Regions from separate parts of the Homo sapiens genome. Here region 2 is linked to region 1. Evidence: read pairs that join two places in POLR2A ChIA-PET (ENCODE). Cell type or tissue: PC-3. All regions are shown on one strand. Each heading gives the region's core, and the rest is flanking DNA. Links, peaks and the distances in the headings are about the cores only. Region 1 overlaps FAM149B1 (family with sequence similarity 149 member B1). Region 2 has its middle 13 kb from the start of CFAP70.

The links. Peaks named below come from ENCODE experiments on the same cell type or tissue, not always from the same donor. Only the 100,000 strongest peaks of a DNase experiment are listed, where the experiment ranks them.
Region 2: POLR2A ChIA-PET joins it to region 1 with 5 read pairs; 4 of 35 experiments call an interaction of 5 or more read pairs at or near these places.

Annotation. Positions count from the first base shown.
Region 1 is chr10:73,223,927-73,226,742 of GRCh38, forward strand. All of the region lies in intron 7 of FAM149B1 (family with sequence similarity 149 member B1), which reads left to right. Among named protein-coding and RNA genes, the nearest start is that of DNAJC9, 22 kb to the right of the region's middle. In PC-3, for the core only: no CTCF peak of the experiment used is centred there; a DNase peak (open chromatin) is centred at 1,795.
Region 2 is chr10:73,369,965-73,372,780 of GRCh38, forward strand. No RefSeq gene overlaps it. Among named protein-coding and RNA genes, the nearest start is that of CFAP70, 13 kb to the left of the region's middle. In PC-3, for the core only: no CTCF peak of the experiment used is centred there; no DNase peak of the experiment used is centred there.

The DNA.
Region 1 (2,816 bases), core at 300-2,799:
CAACCACCACGTACCAGATAAAATCTTATTTCACCTTTCACAATTTACCAGTGTTGGGCTGTGAATTAATATTTTTATTTTTCTGTGCATTCATAAATTAAGATTATTTTATTGTATTGTAACTGTAATTTTGAGACTAAAGTCTAAAAACAAGACATCATGAAATGGAGCTGGAGGATCTCTAATTGGCATTTAGTAGGTTGACTGAAATACCTTAAAACAGGGGTCAGGAAACAACTGTCTATGCAGAGGCTGGTGGTAAAGATTTCAGTCTTTGACAACCATCCAGTCTCTGTTGCAACTACTCAACTCTGCCCTTGTAGCATGAAAGCAGCCATAAATAAGATGTAAATGAATGAGCTTGGCTGTGTACACTAGTACATACTCAGTACATATGTTCACCAAAAGATAGGTGCAAGAATGTTCATAAATAACTAGAAAACATACATCAGAAACTACCCACATGTCCATCAACAGTAGAATGTGATATATTCATACAATGGAATACTATACCACTATGAGAATAAACAAATGATTATTACAACTTTTTTTTTTTTTTTTTTTTGAGACAGTCTCGCTCCGTGGCCCAGGCTGGAGTGCAGTGGTGTGATCTCGGCTCACTGCAAGCTCCGCCTCCTGGGTTTAAGTGATTCTCCTGCCTCAGCCTCCCGAGTAGCTGGGATTACAAGTGCCTGCCACCACACCCAGCTATTTTTTGTATTTTTAGTAGAGATGGGGTTTCACTATGTTGGCCAGGCTGGTCTCGAACTCCTGACCTCAGGTGATCTGCCCACCTCGGCCTCCCAAAGTGCTGGGATCACAGGTGTGAGCCACCACACCCAGCCACACCGTTATTTTGAAAAACAGGCAGTAGTAACAGGTATGGGGTTTCTTTTTGGGGTGATAAAAAGTTATTGAACTAGATAGAGGTAAGGGTTGCACAACATCATGAATGTAACTAATGCTGCTGAATTGTATACAGTCCTGTGTGGCATAATGACACTTTGGTCAATGTTGGACCACATATATGATGGTCTCATAAGATTATAATGGAGCTGAAAAACTCCTATCACCTAATGCCATTGTAGTTGTCGTAAAGTCAAAGCACAACTCATTACTGATGTGTTTGTGGTGATGCTGGTATAAACAAACCTACTGCACTGCCAGTCATATAAAAATACAGCATAAACAATTATGTACAGTACATATACTTCATAATAAACGATTATGTTACTGGTTTATGTATATACTATATTTTTATCATTAGAGTGTTCTCCTACCATGTCTTTTAAAGTTAACTGTAAAATAGCCTCAGGTAGGTCCTTCAGGAGGTATTCCAGAAGAAGGCATTGTTACCACAGGAGATGACAGCTCCATGTGTGTTACACAACCTTTGAAGACCTTCCGGTGGGACAGGAAGTGTAGGTGGAAAACAGTGATATTGATGATCCTCATCCTATGTAGGCCTAGGCTAATGTGTGTGTTTGTGTCTTAGATTTTAACAAAAAGATTAAACAGTAAAAATTAATTAAAAAATAGGCAAACCTCATAGAATAAGGAAATAAAGAAAAAATATTTTTGTACAGTTGTACAGTGTTTGTGCCTTAAGCTGTTATTTCAAAAGGATCAAAAAGTTAAAAAAATAAAAAATTTATAAAGTCAAAAAGTATAACTAAGGGTAATTTTTTGAAGAAATTTTTAAAAATGTAGTGTAACCTAAATGTACAGTGTTTATAGACAGTCCAGTAATGACCTAGGCCTTCACATTCACTCACCACTCACTCAGTGACTCACTCAGAGCAACTTTCATTCCTGTAAGCTCCATTCATGATAAGTACCCTATACAAGGTACCTGTACCATTTTTATCTTTTGTACCATAATTTTATTGTACCTTTCCTATGTTCAGGCTTGTTTAAATATACAAATGCTAACCATTGTGTTATAGTTGCCCCCAGTATTCAGTACAGTAACATGCTGTACAGGCCTGTGCCTAGGAGCAACAGGCTGTACCATTTAGCTAAGGTGTGTAATAGGCTGTATCACCTAGGTTTGTGTAAATACACTCAGACTTCACACAACAGAATCACCTAATAATGCCATTCTCAGAAGGTATCCCTGTTGTTAAGTAACATGAGTGTAAAATGGTAAGTCATGTGTATTTTACCACAATAATTTTTTTTTTTTTTTTTTAAGTAGCAGGCCAGATTTGACCCATGGGCTATAGTTTGCCAACCCTGCTCTACAATGTGATCCCCATGAGAAGCAGTGGCATATAATGATTAAAAGTACAGACTTTGGGCCGGGCACAGTGGTTCACACCTATAATCCCAGCATTTTGGAAGGCCGAGGCGGGTGGATCATGAGGTCAGGAGATCAAGACCATCCTGGCTAACATGGTGAAACCCCATCTCTACTAAAAATACAAAAATTAAGCGGGTGTGGTGGCGGGCACCTGTAGTCCCAGCTACTTGGGAGGCTGAGGCAGGAGAATGGCATGAACGTGGGAGGCAGAGCTTGCAGTGAGCGGAGCTTGCACCACCACGTTCCAGCCTGGGCAACAGAGCGAGACTCTGTCTCAAAAAAAAGATACAGACTTTGTTGCCACACGACCTGGGTTTGACCACTGGGTCTGACACTAACTTTATTTAGATTCTTGGCTAGTTGCTTAACTTCTTTGAGCCTCAGTTTATCTATAAAATGAGTATAAATACTAATATCTATTTCATAGTATTGTTTAAGAAATAAACCAGTTACATGAAAGTATATAGAGTAGTTCCTGTAATATTTAAGAGCTCAATAAATGTTAGCTATTGTC
Region 2 (2,816 bases), core at 93-2,592, 150 kb after region 1:
GCCAAGGCAAGAGGATCACTTGAGGCTGGGAGTTCAAGAGCAGCCTGGGTAACACAGTGAGACCCTGTCTCTTAGAGAAAAAAAAAAAAAAAAGAAGAAGAAGAATTAAAAAATAAGCCAGCCAGGTGCAGTGGCCTGTGTCTATAGTCCTAACTAGCTACTTGGGATGTTGAGGCAGAAGGCTCACTTTGAGCCCTGGAGTTTGAGGCTGCAGTGAGCTTGGATTGTGCCACTGCACTCCAGCCTGGGTGACAGAGCGAGACCCTTGTCTCAAAACACAAAAACAAAAAACTGTCTTAAAGATATAAGGCCAGGTGTGGTGGTGGCTCATGCCTGTAATCCCAACACTTTGGGAAGCCAAGGTGGGCAGATCACTTGAGCCCAGGAGTTTGAAACCAGCCTGGGCAACACAGTGAAACTCCATCTCTACTAAAAAATACAAAAAATTAGCTGGATGTGGTGGCACACACCTGTAGTCCCAGCTACTTGGAGTCTGACATGGGAGATCAACTGAGCCAGGTAAGTCGAGGCTGCAGTTAAGCTGTGATTGCGCCACTGCACTCTAGCCTGTGCGACAGGAGTGAGGCCCTGTCTCAAAAAAATAAAATAAAATAAAAGAGATGATCAAAAAACTAAAGGAAGATATGGAAAAAGCCAAGAAAATGATGTATAAAGAAAATGGAAATATCAATAAAGAGATAGAAAACCTAAAAAGAAACCAAACAAATTCTGGAGCTGAAAAATACAATAACTGAAATGCAAAAATTCACTAGCAGGATTCAAAGGCAGATTTAAACAAGCAAAAAAAAGAGTAAGTCAAATTGGAGACAGGACAATGGAAACTGAGTCTGAAAAACAGAAAGAAAAAAGATTGAGGAAAAGTGAACAGAGCCTAACGGACCTGTGAAACACCATCAAGTGGACCATCATACACATTGTGGGAATTCTAATGGGCAAGAAATAGGAAGAGAAAATATTTGAAGAAATAATGGCTTAAAAGCTTCCCAAGTTCTATGAGACATGAATATAAACACCCAAGCAGCTCAATGAACTCCAAGTAGATGAACTTAAAGAGAGCCACATTAAGACACATTTTAATCAATCGAAGTTTCTTTTTTTTTTTTTTTTAAGATGGAGTCTCGCTCTGTCACGCAGGCTGGAGTGCAGTGGCACGATCTCGGCTCACTGCAAGCTCTGTCTCCCGGGTTCATGCCATTCTCCTGCCTCAGCCTCCCGAGTAGCTGGGACTACAGGCGCCCACCACCACGCCCAGCTAATTTTTTGTATTTTCAGTCGAGACAGGGTTTCACAGTGTTAGCCAGGATGGTCTTGATCTCCTGACCTCGTGATCCGCCTGCCTCAGCCTCCCAAAGTGCTGGGATTACAGACGTGAGCCACCGTGCCCAGCCTTTAATCAAACTTTCTAAATCCAAAGAGAGAATCCTGAAATCAGCAAGAGAGAAGTGATTTGCCACATACAAGATATTTTTAATAAGATTATCAGCAGATTTCTCATCAGAAAGAATTGGATGATATAGTTAAAGTGCTAAAAAAAAAATTGTCGACCCAAGAATCCTATATCTGGCAAAACTGTCCTTAAAAAGTGAGGAAGAAATTTAGACATTCCTAGATAAAAGCTGGGAAAGTTCATTACCACTAGACCTGCCCTACAAGAAATGCTCAAAGAAGTCCTAGTCCTGCAGGATGAAATGAAAGGAGACTAGACAGTAACTTGAAGCCACATGAAGAAATAAAGATCTCAATAAAGGGTAAATACATGGGCAATTATAAAAGCTAATGTTATTGTAATAATAGTCTGTGACGATACTTTTGGTTTTCTACATGATTTGAGATGAACACATTAAAAAAAACTAAACACTAGCATAACTGTAATTTTGGTTTGTAACTCCAAATTTTGTATTCTACGTAATTTAAGAAACTAATGTATTTAAAAGAATTAGTTTATGTTTTGGGTCACACAATGTAAAAAGATGTAATTTTGTGACATCAACCAAAAGGGGTGAGGACACAGCTGTTAGAAGAGTTTGTATATGTCACTGAAGCTGGCATAAATTTAGTGTTATAACTTTAGGATGTTAAATGTTATCCCCATGGTAACCACAGAGAAAATAGCTATAGAATATACACAAAACAAAGGGAAATGAATTTAAATGTTTCACTACAAAACAACTAAACACAAAAGACAGTAATGCAGGAAATGAGGGACAAAAAAGCAGTAAGCCATATGGAGAACAAATAGCAATACAACAGAAGTTCTTATCAGTAATTACTTTAAATGTAAATAGATTACATTTTCTTTTTTTTAATTTTTATTTTTGAGATGGAGTCTCGCTCTGTAGCCCAGGCTGGATTGTAGTGGCATGATCTCAGCTCCCTACAACCTCCACCTCCTGGGTTCAAGCAATTCTCCTACCTCAGCCTCCCGAGTAGCTGGGATTATAGGCGCATGCCACCACACCCGGCTAATTTTTGTATTTTTTGTAGAGACGGGGTCTCACCATGTTGGCTAGGCTGGTCTTGAACTCCTGATCTCAAGTGATCCGCTGGCCTCAGCCTCCCAAAGTGCTGGAATTACAGGTGTGAGCTACCACGCCCAGCCAGGATTAAACGTTCTAATCAAAAGACAAAGACTGGGCTGGGCGCGGTGGCTCACGCCTGTAATCCCAGCACTTTGGGAGGCTGAGGCGGGTGGATCACGAGGGCAGGAGATCGAGACCATCCTGGCTAACACGGTGAAACCCCGTCTCTACTAAAAATACAAAAAATTAGCCAGGCGTGGTGGCGGGCACCTGTGG